Linked DNA regions of Homo sapiens: all the other regions are linked to region 1. Evidence: chromatin contacts called from ENCODE Hi-C or POLR2A ChIA-PET data. All regions are on one chromosome and are shown on one strand. Each heading gives the region's core, a stretch centred on a gene start or an enhancer-like site at or near the end of the contact. The rest is flanking DNA. Distances are from core to core; before and after follow the strand shown.

The links. Hi-C counts contacts between places; a loop is a spot of excess contacts on that map. ChIA-PET counts read pairs that join two places held with the same protein, here RNA polymerase II (POLR2A). Pooled maps may share reads with other maps.
Region 2: a pooled map shows a loop between it and region 1 (4-fold over the local background). The contact joins the promoter of NADSYN1 here to the promoter of FCHSD2 in region 1. A Hi-C loop is called at or near these places in 2 of 37 single-sample maps with no recorded cell type and 4 of 50 pooled maps.
Region 3: a loop to region 1 is called in a map with no recorded cell type, with 9 times the contacts of the local background. The contact joins the promoter of XNDC1N here to the promoter of FCHSD2 in region 1. A Hi-C loop is called at or near these places in 1 of 37 single-sample maps with no recorded cell type and 5 of 50 pooled maps. POLR2A ChIA-PET finds 5 or more read pairs at or near these places in 3 of 52 experiments (BJ, HEK293 and naive thymus-derived CD8-positive, alpha-beta T cell).

Annotation. Positions count from the first base shown.
Region 1 is chr11:73,139,770-73,144,319 of GRCh38, reverse strand. It overlaps FCHSD2 (FCH and double SH3 domains 2), which reads left to right and starts at 2,002. Exons shown (of 20, transcript NM_014824.3): 1 at 2,002-2,463; 2 at 4,192-4,289. The coding sequence starts at 2,443. RefSeq lists enhancers at 854-993, 1,074-1,183, 3,054-3,283, 2,783-3,404, 3,504-3,553 and 1 more and silencers at 1,414-1,793, 1,954-2,333, 2,734-2,873.
Region 2 is chr11:71,451,166-71,455,715 of GRCh38, reverse strand. NADSYN1 (NAD synthetase 1) reads right to left here and starts at 2,513. Exons shown (of 21, transcript NM_018161.5): 1 at 2,335-2,513; 2 at 546-606. The coding sequence starts at 2,419. It overlaps DHCR7-DT (DHCR7 divergent transcript), which reads right to left. Exons shown (of 2, transcript NR_186309.1): 2 at 3,559-4,026. RefSeq lists enhancers at 1,356-1,855, 1,856-2,357, 3,595-3,674, 3,795-3,844 and a silencer at 2,415-2,784.
Region 3 is chr11:71,926,718-71,931,267 of GRCh38, reverse strand. XNDC1N (XRCC1 N-terminal domain containing 1, N-terminal like) reads left to right here and starts at 2,674. Exons shown (of 6, transcript NM_001375847.2): 1 at 2,674-2,903. RNF121 (ring finger protein 121) reads right to left here and starts at 2,222. Exons shown (of 9, transcript NM_018320.5): 1 at 2,144-2,222. The coding sequence starts at 2,206. XNDC1N-ZNF705EP-ALG1L9P (XNDC1N-ZNF705EP-ALG1L9P readthrough) reads left to right here and starts at 2,674. Exons shown (of 11, transcript NR_172895.1): 1 at 2,674-2,903. RefSeq lists an enhancer at 2,532-2,841.

The DNA of each region.
Region 1 (4,550 bases), core at 753-3,252:
ATGGCCTCGATCTCTTGACCTTGTGATCTGGCCACCTCGGCCTCCCAAAGTGCTGGGATTACAGGCGTGAGCCACCGCGCCTGGCCTCAATAAGCACTTATTAAGCACTACATGCCAGGCCCTGTGGTAGGAGAAATTCTATTTAATACAGTAAGCCTATGAGGCTAGCATTATACCTCCATTTTACAAGTGAGGAAACAAGGCTGAAATAAGTGAATTGACTAGCTCAACGCTTCACAATAAATTGGTGGTGGAGCTGAGACTGGAGCCCAGCCTACGCTACCTATGGCCTGGGCTCTAGCTGCCACCCCGCAGCTGTCAGGGCCCTGGGCCTCCATCCACCTGTCCCCTTGCCCCAGGCCTTCCCTGATTTGATTAAGGATTCTGGTGAAGGGCTAACTTTTGAAGCCAGAAAAAGCAAGACTAGTCTCCTAGTTCATACACAGCTCTAGATTAATCTTATTCAAAACACAGCTCTGTCACTTTTCTGTACAAGAATCTAGTCTAACTCAATGTAAACAACCTGGGTTGAAGTTCCACCTTTTCAATTTCTGGTCATGTGGTCATCTGGGAAGTTACTCGTCTATCCAGGCCTCATTCACCTTCCTCTTAGGCCTGACTGCACTTCTGAGAACAGCTGTCTGGGATCTCAACTTCTGAAAAAACGGTGGAGTAATCCAGCTCAGCCTCCACACAGCCCCGTGACTCAAAAAAAAAAAAAAAACCTCCCTGGGCATGGGGAAGAGGTATTCCTCTTCTGAGGACCCCAAGGGAGGTCGATAAACTCCCCCGTAGATGGTCTGAACAGAGCAGGAAGGTTCATGTGTGGTGGTGGGGTGCACTGCTTAGATAAGCACCCTCACTGGCAGATAAGGAAGCCGAGCTCACCTAGCCTGTTAAGGAGCAGGCAAAGTGGACTGGCACCCAGAGATCCTGACTCCCAGACAAGGGCTTCCTCTATGGCCTCTCCTGCCTCTTCTACTTTTCCTCGTGCTTATTATCCTGCACCTGTTTCTTTTTTAAAATAACCCATAGAACACTTCCTGACGCAGATTCTAGTCCTGCTGTGTAACCTTTAGAAAGGCTTCCCTCTATGGGCACTTGCCTCCCCGTCTGTGAAACGGGGGCCTCGGCCTTAACGTTCTCTTGGCTCCCTCTCAGCGGAGTCAGTGATGTTTGACTTGAATGCCCTGCAGTAGAGTGCCGCCGTTTCCTTTGCAGAGCAACTGCCTTTCCGCCCTACAATCGCAATGGCCTGGCACCTGCGGCCAGCCGCAAAGCGACTTGTCCTTGCTCGCCTCTCTCGCGCACATCTAGCTGGTAGGGAGAGTAGGGTGTTGAGGGGCTGAGAGGAAGAAAACGCCGGAATTCTCGTATCCCACAGGCATGCTGCGCCCCCCTCCCCACTGCAAACGTTTCCCTGCGAGCGTCGTCCCCCGCGCCCCCCGACACACACACACACACACACACACACACACACACACACACACACACACACACACACACACGCAAAGGCAGGCAGGAGGCGGGGGCGGCCTGTGCGCGTGCGTCGGCGCGGAGCCCTCTCCCGCCCACGTGCGCGCCCCCGAGCGGAGACGCGCGCGCCGGGGCGAGCTGGCGGGAAAGCGCGCGGGAAGCCCCCGGCTGGCTCCCAGCGTGGGGGAGGGAGGGCAGGAGGCGTCTGGAACGTGCCACTCTCGGAGAGAAAGGGGGGATTTTCGCGTGGCGCTGGCGTTTCTACACCTCCCACCCACCGACCAATCCGTTAGCTTCCCCCTTCCCCTGCCGCGGTACGAAGCCCCGTGCCGTGGCCTAGCTCCCTCCTGGCAGCCCGGACCGGCCCCTCGAACCCCGCTCTGGACAGAGCGGTTCCCTCAGCATCCGGAGCGGGGCGCTGCGCCGCGCGGCGAGGCCGGAAATTCCCGCGGCCTGAGTGGTGGAGCCCTAGCGGGGAGAGCGGCGCCACCTTCCTCCTCCCGGGCGGGCGGGGGCGTTAGGCCCAGCGAGGGCCGGGCCGCCTGAGTGGGTGGGGTGGGGGCCGCTGCGTCCGCCGGGAGCGGCGGCGCAGGCGGCCGACCGGGAGCGCGGACAACGCGGCTGCGGCTAACCCGCCGCCCGGCCGGCTGAGACCCTCGCGCCCCTGCTCCTGGGGCCCCCGCCCCCTCGCCGTCTCCGCCTCCTTCCTCACACACCCCCGGGCCGCCCGGGCCGCCCGGGCCCCAAGCCTTCCCGGTGCTCCTCCCTCGTCTCCTCACACTCGCTCTCTGGCTGGGGTCCGCCTGCCGCCCGCTGGCCTGCTCCCTCCGGGGCAAGTCTTGCTTCTTAAGCGCTCCTTTCACACACGCGCGCGCTCGCTGGGCCGTCCCCTCCTCTCCGGCCCTCCTCCTCCTCCTGGTCCTTGCTAACGCTGCCGTCGGGGAGGATTGATGTCCCTTCAGCATCATGCAGCCGCCGCCGAGGAAGGTAAGGGCGCAGCTGGGGGGCTTTGGGGTTCGGAGAGATGCGTACGCGGAACGCGGCTGGGGCGACCGCTGCGCCCCTTCCCCCTCCCGCAAGGGGCCGTGACCGCCCTCGTCTTGGGCTTGTCACCGACTTGCCGCCGGCTCCAGGTGGGGGGCGCGCGTGTGAGTTGCCTTTCCGACAGAGGGGCCGCCGGGGCTCGTCCGTCCTCTAACGCAGGAGACCCCCAGACATTTCACAAGAGTTTCGGGTGTGCATTTGTGTGTGTGCGCGCGCATGGCAATGCTGCCCGCTGCAAAGTGCATTCTCGGGGCTGCACCGAGGGGGAGGCGGGGACGCCCCTGCAGCTTTGCAGAGCCTTGTGCGTGTGTGATTGTTTAGTCTGCACCAGCTTTGAGCCCTCCAGCCGCTTGTCGCCAGCCCCGCCCGTTTGCAAATTTGCGGGGGATTTGTTTCTAGCCTAGCCTTAGGGTTTGGCCTGCTTTTCCCACGGGGCGGCCGAAAAGAAGTTGGAATAGTCACCGCCTCCCCACCCCAAGGGAAAACAAATTAAGGATTGACGGGTCCTGCCTCGTCCCCGGCTGAGGGGCGAGGAGGCTGTCGTGCTGTCTTCAGAAAAGCGAGGACCGGGCCCGGGAGGTGCGTGGGGTGTGCACTGCGATCCGGGGTTGGATGACCAGGGTGGGAGTGACGGATGCACCCGGCTTGTCATCAGTCTCCCCGCTGCGCCCTTCCCCAGCTTTCCCAGGGGCCGAGGCTGTGTCCTTGTCTTTTTAATCCTACAGATGGATACTGAATGTCTACTCTGGGCACTGGGTGGATGAGGCCGTTCTGTCCTCCCCTCGTGGGCAAACATTTGCCTAACGCCTAACTCACCCGTGTCTGCTGCCGCTGCTTTCTCTCTTTCCTAATCCGGGTTTCTCCATTTAAGTGAGTCCTTTTCTTTCGAACATGTACCCCCACCCCTCCGGGTGGTCCCACTGCTGAGGCCGAGATTCCAGACTGACCGTTAACTTCGAACCCTGGGGCCCCGGCCTGGCGGGCGAGGCTCTCTGGCCAGCAGGCATTTGCTGTTCTCCGCTGTTTGAAGTGGAGCCTCCACGGGGATCGGCTTCCCGGGGTAGTTTAAAAGCACTGCATATGCTGGAAGGTCACTTTTGCTTTCTCCTTTGTGAGAAAGAGATTGTGATTTGATGCGCTGTCAGCAAGTCGAGGGCATCATTCTGAGACAGTGTGCTTTTTCGCAGCCATTATGGAGTAATTTATGTAGTCGATTCAGGCATATTATCATGATTGTGTAAATATTGGTCATTGGGTATCAGGCACTCTTAGGCTCCCAGCCCCCATCCACACTCTGCTCACCTCTCCTGGTGGTTAATGTCTTTGAATCTTTTTTAGAAATAGAAGACAGGCTCTTTTAAAACTGTAGGAAGACCTAGACGTGGATTGAGCTTGTGCATGAAATGGAATGACTGGCAGTTTATTTTGCACGTCTTTAGTTTGTAATATTTATAGTCGTGTATTTTCATTTAACCTCTGTTCAGGCTATTTGGCTTTAATTTTTCATTAAATAAGTATCTTCAATAAATAAAACTAGATGGCGAATATTGGATTTATGGCCTTCAGGGGAGAGGCGAGCAAGAGACATATTCTGACAGATGTATTTTCCTGAAGCAATTTTTTTGGGTTAAATTTGTAAAAAGACCTTCATAAATATATGGTATATTTTAGGTGAAAGTTACACAAGAACTGAAAAACATTCAAGTTGAGCAGATGACAAAACTTCAAGCCAAACATCAAGCAGAATGTGATTTGCTTGAAGATATGAGGTAAGGCTATAGTAAATAGTTCAAGGACTTCTGTTTGTCTGTTTCAAAGAACCTTTGAGTTACCAAGCCCCAGGAACTGATGATGGAATTTCCTTTTGGATTTCCTGCTTTAAGGCTGTTAGAACTTTGACTCAGCTGGAAATTAGAACTGGAACTAACACAATACAAACTTTTTCCTTCAGTGGGGGACCTATAATGCACACATAGTATTCAGAAAAAACAAGGACCTTAAAAGTCTTACTAGTCAAATTATAATAATTA
Region 2 (4,550 bases), core at 1,264-3,763, 1.7 Mb after region 1:
TGGGAAGCCCACGATCAAGGTGCTGGCAGATTTGGTATCTGGTAAGGACTGGTTGTCTCCTTCTCTGTGTCCTCACATGGTAGAAGGGGCCAACAAGCTCCTTTGGGCCTCTCTTGTAAGAGCACTAATCCCATTCATGCAGGCTCCACTCTCATGCCCTCATGACCCAATCACCTGCCAAAGGCCTCATCTCTTAATTCCATCATCTGGGGGTTAGGTTTCAACATATGAATTTTGTGGGGACGCAAACATTCAGACCACAGCAAAAGGGCAGTGGTAACACAGAAGCAGCCCAACTTTGAAACTGGCCTTCATCTGGTAAAAGTCAGTTCTTTTAATTACTCAACATGGGAATCTAGACTTATTCAGCCTCCCTGGGCCTGCCCTTGCTCAGGTGTTCAATGGCATTAACCAGGCCCAACAGTGGGTGTGGCGTGTCCACAGCTCTCAGGACTGTCCCTGCTCCTTCCTTGCCTTCTCAGCTGGGGAAAACTGATGCTGGTATCGCTAGCTGACGACCCCAGGGTGTCTGTGTCTGTTCTCACCATATTTCCAGCTCTGGTCCAAGCCTGTATCTTGCTCCTCTGTTTTTGGCAATTTCAATACCTGTAAGTACAGAGAGAAAAAGAAAATGGAGCAATTTCAGCACCTATACACTCAAAGACAGATGAAACAACCTGCTGCAGTAGGTAGGATAAAAAAAAAAACAAACAACAAACAAAAATGCTCTGTGCCTTCCCAGACGGGATGCAGTCAGGCTTCCTGTTGACAGCATGGCAGCAGAGGGCAGCATACACCTGTATACACCTGTATACACGAGTACGCCTGCACCTGCTTATACTTGCATATACCTGCTTATATCTGCAGGAAATGAGAAACAGGGAGGGCTTGCAGGTCTGACCCTTAGCACCATGGAGGAGGCGGAGGAAGAGGAAGAAGTCAGACCCTGGTAGTTTATTAACAAGGAAATGCCCAACACCATCTAGAGGAAAAAGGACTTAGAGGATTACGATCCAGCAGTGGTGCCACTGTCAGGCACCATCGGCTTACTGGTCTTGGGCAGCAGCTTCCAACAAGCACCTAGGGAGGAGAGGCTGGCAGAGTGGAAACTTAGTTTTGGCCAAGCCTTCTTCAGTTCAACTAGATTTGCTCTGAGCAAATGAGGTGAAAGCAGGTTGATATTTAAAAAATAAAAATAAAAAACCACTGGCTGCGGTGGCTCATGCCTGGAATCCCAGCACTTTGGGAGGCCAAGGCAGGTGGATCACTTGAGGTCAGGAGTTCGAGGCCAGCATGGCCACCATGGTGAAACCTTGTCTCTACTAAAAATACAGAAATTGGCCATGCATGGTGGCAGACGCCTGTAATCCCAGCTACTCAGGAGGCTGAGGCAGGAGAATCGCTTGAGCCCAGGAGGCAGAGACTGCAGTGAGCCAAGATGACACCACTGCACTCCAGCCAGGGCAACAGAGTGACAGTCCATGTCAAATAATAATAATCATAATAATAATCCAGGGCACATACTGATTAGATGCCATCTCTTGAAACATTCTGTTTCTATTGTTCCTGGCAAAGGCTCTTGCAGTCAGCAGACCAGTGCAAGACAAGCTGCAACCTGACTACACCTGCAGGCTTGCCCATTTAGGTGCAGGTGTAATAGTTTAACTTTTCATCCTCCACGGTGCGTCCATATGAACGAAAATTAGATGGTGACCTTTCAACAACCACACCCTATCTTCGAGGCCACCACGCCCGGCTGATTTTTGTATTTTTAGTAGAGACGGTGTTTCACCATGATGGCCAGGCTGGTCTTGAACTCCTGACCTCAGGTGACTTCCACCCCCTCCGGCCCCCCCAAAATGCTGGGATGACAGGCGTCTTTTTCTACTTCCCTTTCTGGGACGCCTTCTCCCACCAGGAAGGCCCACGGGGACCAGAGACCATCAATCTCTGGCCTCTGCACACCATCCCCGCCAGTGCGCAGCCATTCTGTTCAACTTAGATATCTCCGAGAATGGGCAGCTCAGTCCCAACCACGGGACCCCAGAGATATCAGAACACGGGTCCATCCCCAGGCCTCCCGCCTAAGCCGCCAGACTTTTCTTAACCGTGCCTTGTATATCGCTCGTCCCCGGGAACTATAAACACTCACTTCCCGACGAGGACCTGAGCACGTACCACTGGCGGGGTCATTGCCCATTATCTCACCTGATCCCATGCCCAGGGCCGAGAGTTTCCCAGGGCAAGGCTGTGAGCACGCCACGGGCAAGCCTGGGCCCAGCCACGGTGCCCGTGCGCCACCCCAAACCGGTGCCCCCGCCGCCCCAGACTCACTCTTTAAAATTCTTTGCAAATTGCCCTCGAAGTCCAGGGCCCACTGGTTGAGTGCGCAGGTGGCCACGGTCACCTTCCGGCCCATCCTGGCCGCAGTCGCTTGGGCAGGAGGCCAGCGGGGGACAGCAAGACCAGGGTCCCAGCGAGGTAGGCGGCTGGGACGCCGGACCTTCCGGGTTGCCCGGCCCCGCCCCCTCCCCGCCCATCCGTTGAGGCTCCGGCCAAGGAGGACTGCGGCGTCAGGCCCTGCCTACGGATCGCCCCGCCCCGTCTGAGGAGCTCACGACCGCGCCTGCGCAGCGAGGTGGCCTCAGCGTTCACGGCACCGCGAAGGGCCCCGCCCCCGCCCCGGCTCCACCCACGTCCCAGGCCCCGGCCCCGGCCCGGCCCTTGCGGGCAAACCCGTTCAGGTGCACAGGTGCAGGGGGCTCACCGCCCAGCTGCAGCACCCCTCTATTTTATCCCACACCGCCACCCCACATCCAGCTTAGCCATGTTTTATTTTAATACGGCATGAAACGTTCCAAATACACCAAAAGTGGAGAGTACGGTAGGAGCGCTCCATCGTGCCCGCGGGACAGCAGACGATAGCAATCGATTCTCCGTGCTGGGAATCCCGCCACCCTGGGCGGATGGCGCTGAATTCTTGGGAACCCTCTCCTGCCCCTTTCACTCCTGTACCACGTGTGTAAGTAGCTCAGGTAGCGCACTGTTTGCCTTTTCTGAAACTACAGGAACTGCACTTGAATGTGCTTCTGCAACTTGATTTTTTCCCCTGTAATATGAGATACGTTCTTTTAATTATTTTTCTGCAGTTTGGTATTCCATAGTGGCAGTAAAGCAGGTTTATTCAATAGCGGATGGGCATTGACGTTATTAGCAGCGTTTTGCCAACAGACGCACGCACACAGGCACTGCTGCAATTTCCTTTCCGGCAAGGTTTCCTTCGTGACCTCGTTCCGCCAGTTCCTGCAGCAGCTTTGCAGAGTAGTAGGGTTCGTGCTGTTTGACTTTACTAAATATTGCCAAGTCTCTTCTCCAGGGCGCTTGCACCGATTCACTACCAGCGGTTTCTCACTTTTTATTTTTTCACATTTCCTCTTTAGTCCACCCACGGTAGAATCCATTTTTCCCCCATATAAATAACTGCCTCATCATCGTTGCTTGAAGAGGCCATCCTTCCTTCTGTCATTCATGTTAGTTTAAAAACACACAATTCACAAATTTGGAAAAAGAGAAGGCTTTATTTCTTGTAAACGGTCGTAGCCTGCAAGGTGGCGGCCATCTGTCTGAGGCTGGGAATCTGTCTCCAGCCAAGGCCAGAGACAGGCACGTCCAAGGAGGAGGGGTTGGGGCAGGAGCGCTATGCTGAAGGGATTGGCTAAACATACATATTCAACAGGTAACAGGAGGAGCTATGAATATTCATGAAGGTGGTCCTGACACATGCCCTCTTATTGAGCAAAGCATGTAATATATGACCCATGTTCACTTTGGGGTGGAGACTTAACATTTACACATCTTACAATTAGGGCCTTTATGGCAAAACGTCTTTTCAGGACACAAAGGCATGCAGGTGCATCATCTCTCTCTATTAACGGGTCAGCTGGTCGGCATGGTCAGCTGGTCGGTGGTCTCTTATTAGGAGAAAGTCACTGAAATCAGTCTCTTGTCCAATCACAGCTGCTATGGCTGGTGAAACAGAGTCAGTTAGTTGGCACCTAGTGGAGCTGCAATTGTTTTAATATTCCCTATCCCAAGGCTAGTGTGTGTTTGGCTAATAGAGAAACAGAAAGCCTTGTGGCTCTTAGAATATAGTTTATTCTCTAAGTGTGGGTTGCCTGACTTACCCTCGCCTAGCATGGCTTTGGGTCCTGTTTATAATTTGGTATCTTATTGCCACAGAGTCCGTTCTGTCAGTCTTACGATCTCTGTTTTAACATGAATGCCGGCCAGTTGTGGTGTCCAAACTCTGAAACAGGGGGCTATTACCAGGCGCATCTGACCTCCCATCCCATCATGTCTGGGAATTCAGTGTTGAGGTTTTTCTGGTGTCCCCTTGGTCAGGAGAAGGTCCCTTTGGTCAATGGGGGGCTTAGGATTTTATTTTTACCTTATGTACATATACCCGTTTTCACATTTTGAATCACTTTTTTTCCTGTCTATAAAGTAGTGCTTGTTCATGACAATTTGGAAACTCCACAAAAGCACCAGAA
Region 3 (4,550 bases), core at 1,425-3,924, 1.2 Mb after region 1:
ATATAAAGTTAACTCCTATGCATGATACTCTGTAAAGTCTATTATACTACTAGACGCTCTCAAGTCCTTCAAGCAATAAAGAAAAGCTAAGAAACAAAAATCAAACATGTCTTAATGAAAATGTTATTTTCTTAGCCGGGCGCGGTGACTCACACCTGTAATCCCAGCACATTTGGGAGGACAAGATCGGCGGCTCACCTGAGGTCAGGAGTTCGAGGCCAGCCTGACCAACATGGAAAAACCCTGTCTCTACTAAAAATACAAAAAATCAGCCGGGCGTGGTGGTGCATGCCTGTAATCCCAGCTACTCAGGAGGCTGAGGCAGGAGAATTGTTTGAACCCAGAAGGCAGAGGTTGTGGTGAGCTGAGATTGCAATACTGCACTCCAGCCTGGGCAATAAGAGCGAAACTCCATCTCAAATAAAAAAAGAAAATGTTATTTTCTCCTCTGCCAAAACTTCTGCTGTTTATCTCAATGAACCCTGACATATGTAACTACAGCTTTGAGATATACGTAATTGTCTCAAGGGAGAGCCCATGACTAACAAACCTTAAATAAGAACTTCAATACAGTATTTACCCTTTCCAAAGTGTCTTCAAATATATCTCACTGAACCACAGCCAACTGTAATCACAGAAATGTAAAAGCTAGAAGGGGTCTTGGAGGTCATTTCCACAACCACTCCACCTAACCAACCAACTGGTATCCAAACACCTGTAGTCTCTAGTGATTGGGAGGTAGAAGACTACAACACTTCTTTAAAAATCCCCCTGCTGTGATCACCTGTCAATTTCTCAGTCCCTTCCTCCCACCTTAATGATCCCAATCAGGTAATCCAACTCCTCCAACTCATCCCACTACCAGGCAACAGTCTTATTGCTTCCCAAGTCCACTTCTCCCTTTCTCTGAACCTCATCTTCAATCATCCCCAATCCTCCCCACTCTTCCCACACCCAACACACAGCAAGGGGCCTCTAAGATTCTGACCCCTCAGAGATCTCACTGGTTCTATCTCTGACAACCAATCCCCTTCCTCCTATTCCTGTGATGTCTTTGCCCATATGCTGGCATGTGCAAGATCACAAACACCACTAGCTATCAATGTCTCCATGGCTTCAGAATCTTTTCACCTCTGTCTCTGCTTCTCTGCCCTGTCCCTTCATTCCTTTCACACTCAACATCTCCTTCCTCCTAGTGATTCCTTCAAGGACCACTGGTATTTTAATACACCAGTCTTTAAATGCCTATTAGATAGGTAAAGGGAACATACAATCTCAAGGAGCTCACCTTCAAGGAACTCATAAATCCAGAAGAAGAGAGAGACACTTATTTATCGTTTAAAACTCAGCAACTCCGGGAAGCCTTCCCTATCCCAAGCTGAAATGTTGCACACTTCTCAGTGCCACCATTATATCTCTAATGCAATGACTAGTCTTCTTGTCTGTCTCCCACCACTAGACTGTGGGCTCTTCAACGGAGGGGCCCCTTGTCTCCCTAGCACCTGGCCCAGAACCCGGAGCAAAAGTCATAATGTTTATTAAGTGAATAAATGCATGAATTCCGGCATACAATCATTTATTCATCCACTTGTTCCTTCATTCGTTGGCCAAAACTTTACTGAGCATGCATTAGATACAAAGTCTTAGAATGGAACGATAAATAAAACAGTTCCAACTTTAAGATAACTCAAAGCTATACTACTAGTGGATTAGCACTCTTTCCCGGTCTGTGTCCCCAACCCCCACCCTAGGCTTAGACAGAGTCCTCTCCCACAGTAGAAGCCCAGCCTTCCCCTGAAGAAATTCACGTCCCTCCAACTCAAACTACCTCTTAGCCCTTCGGTCCTACCCTAAGACACCCAGCTAGTAATCACAAAATCTTAACACCCCCACCCCTCCGACCTCTCTCTCTGTCCTCCATCTTCACCCTTGAGGCTAATGCAAGTCTTCTACTCCCAAGGCCGCCTCGGAGTCCCCAAGTCAGGAGTGCCTCTGACTTCGCTCTCCACGCACCCGCCCCCTAGTCAGCTCCTTCCCTCTCAGGATCTTTCCCTTCTCTCCTAAGACCCCCACCTCCCGATACCTCACTGCCCCTCCCCTCAGTCTCAGGTTGAGTCTCTCCTCGTCTCTCAACTCCGCTTACCTCATCCAGCTCCCGTTCCCCAGCAGCACCACCTCCAACCTCCACCTCCACCACTGCCGCCATCTTCACGGCTCGCCCCCTCACCGCAGTCCCCGCGCGAGCCAGCTGCTTCCGCTGCTCAAGTGCTCCTAGCCAATCGGCGGCTCGGACTCCAGCAGAGGGGGCGGGGCATCAACACAGGCGGAGACTGTCAGGGATCAGGAGGTTATCTACTTGCTGCACGTTTCAGGGTCAAGGAGAGGGGAGTACCGTGCCCTTGCAAGCTTCAGCAAGGGAGCGTTCTTGGAAAATGAGAAATTTGAATCGCATTATTTTCAGTGCAACTATTTAACCAATTCTTCCCTTTGGAGAGCCAAATGGGAGCGTTCCAAAACGGGCAACTTTCGCGACGCTCCCTCAGTCTGGGCTCCAAGGAGCGAGACGTGGGGACTAGGAACTACGTTTCCCAAGCTGCACTGAGGCTGACCCGGAAGTTTAAATTCCGCTCCCTCCACGAAAGAGTTGTAGTGAGTGAAAATAAATATTAAAACACACGGAAATGTATTTTCCTGGCTGCAGCACCTGCCATCTTGCCTCGGTAGGACTCATTTTCAAAAACAGCAGCTTCTTGAAGCCCCAGAACGCATTCCTGTGCTACGGAAGACGGAAGAGTAGCTCTCGGGGTCAGAAGGCGAAGGTCAGAAGGCCGAATTGGCGGGAGAATAGGTTTGGTGGTCCGAGATCCGAGGCAACGGTGGCTCCTCGAGGTCCACGGTCCCGGGTGAGGGGCGTTGGGATTTGTTGATGGGGAGGGGAGTGGCCGAGAGGGAGGAGGGTGGCCATCAAGGAAATGAACTGAGCAGCCTGTTCCCGATGAGCTGTGAAAGCAGCGGTGCGGCTTGAGCTCCCGAAACTGAGAGCTGAAGAGCCTTGCGGGACCTCCAGGGCACCCACATTCCGCGTCTTACTTAGGCTGTCATGCCAGTTCACACACCTCGGCACACTTTTCTAACCCACATCCTGCGGCCCCAGCTTCTGCCTTACCCTCCTTTTTATACACCATTCACTGTCCCACCCCTACGTATACCTTCATAACTGATTTTTCAGCAGCCGGTGAACTCGATACCTTGCAAGCCTGTAGCCCCAGCTCACACGCCTCTGGGCGTCCGCCTGGATCTGTCTGGTGAATGGAACTAGGATGGCCTGTGAGCCCACAGAACGTCTAGAAAAGTCAGCTTTACATTGGGACCAACAGAAAATTACAGGGAATTATCTACATCATCCACAGGCATCCCATTTACTTAAAAATAATCATTTTTATTTTGTGACACTTAATACGGAGAATATTGTAAATACTGTACACCCATCACCCTAAATTGACTACTGGCATTATGATTTATTTGCTTATTTTTTAAAAGCTAGATAATACAATAAAAGTTAAACTTACCTGTTTTTTCTACTCTCAAGCCTATTACCCTCTCATCCTCTCCAGAAGCAACTATTATGAATTAGAATTAGCTTGTGTTCTCCCAGTCCATTTTTAATAATTATATGTAGCCATGACTATATAGTATTGTATTGTGTTTCATTTTGTTTTTTAATCTGAGTGCTTTTTTTTTTTCTTTGAAACGGTGTCTCGCTGTGTTACCAAGGCTGGAATGCACTGGTTCAATCTGGGCTCACTGCAGCCTCCGCCTACTGGGTTCAAACGATTCTCATGTCTCAGCCTCCCAAATAGCTGGGACTACGTACGCGCCACCACGCCTGGGGAAATTTCATATTTTTAGCAGAGATGGGGTCATGGCCATGGTCTCGAACTCCTGACCTTAAGTGATCCACCCGCCTCGGCCTCCCAAAGTGCTGGGATTACAGGTGTGAACCACTGTGCCCAGCCTGAGTGATACAGGGTCCGGCTCTGTCGCCCAGGCTGGAGTGCAGTGGCGTGATAACTGCTCACTGTAGTCTCATCTCCCAGGCTCAAGCAATTCTCCCACCTCAACCTTGTGAGTACCTGGGACTATAGGCATGTGCCACCACACCTGGCTAATTTTTAAAAATATTTTGTGGAGATGGGGTCCCACTATGTTGCTGGTCTTGAACTCCTGGGTTCAAGCAATCCTCCTGAGCCTCCGCCTCCCAAAGTGTTGAGATTACAGGCGTGAGCCACTGTACCCAGCCTTTTAGGTATAATTATTTGTCTTTTATTTTATTTTATTTTATTTTATTTTATTTTATTTCATTTTTTGAGACAGAATCTCACTTTGTCACCCAGGCTGGAGTACAGAGGGGTGATCTTGGCTCACTGCAACCTTTGCCTCCCGGGTTCAAGTGATTCTCCTGCCTCAGCCTCCTCAGTAGCTGGGATTACAGGCATGTGCCACCACACCCAGCTAATTTTTGTATTTTGAGTAGAGACAGGGTTTCACCA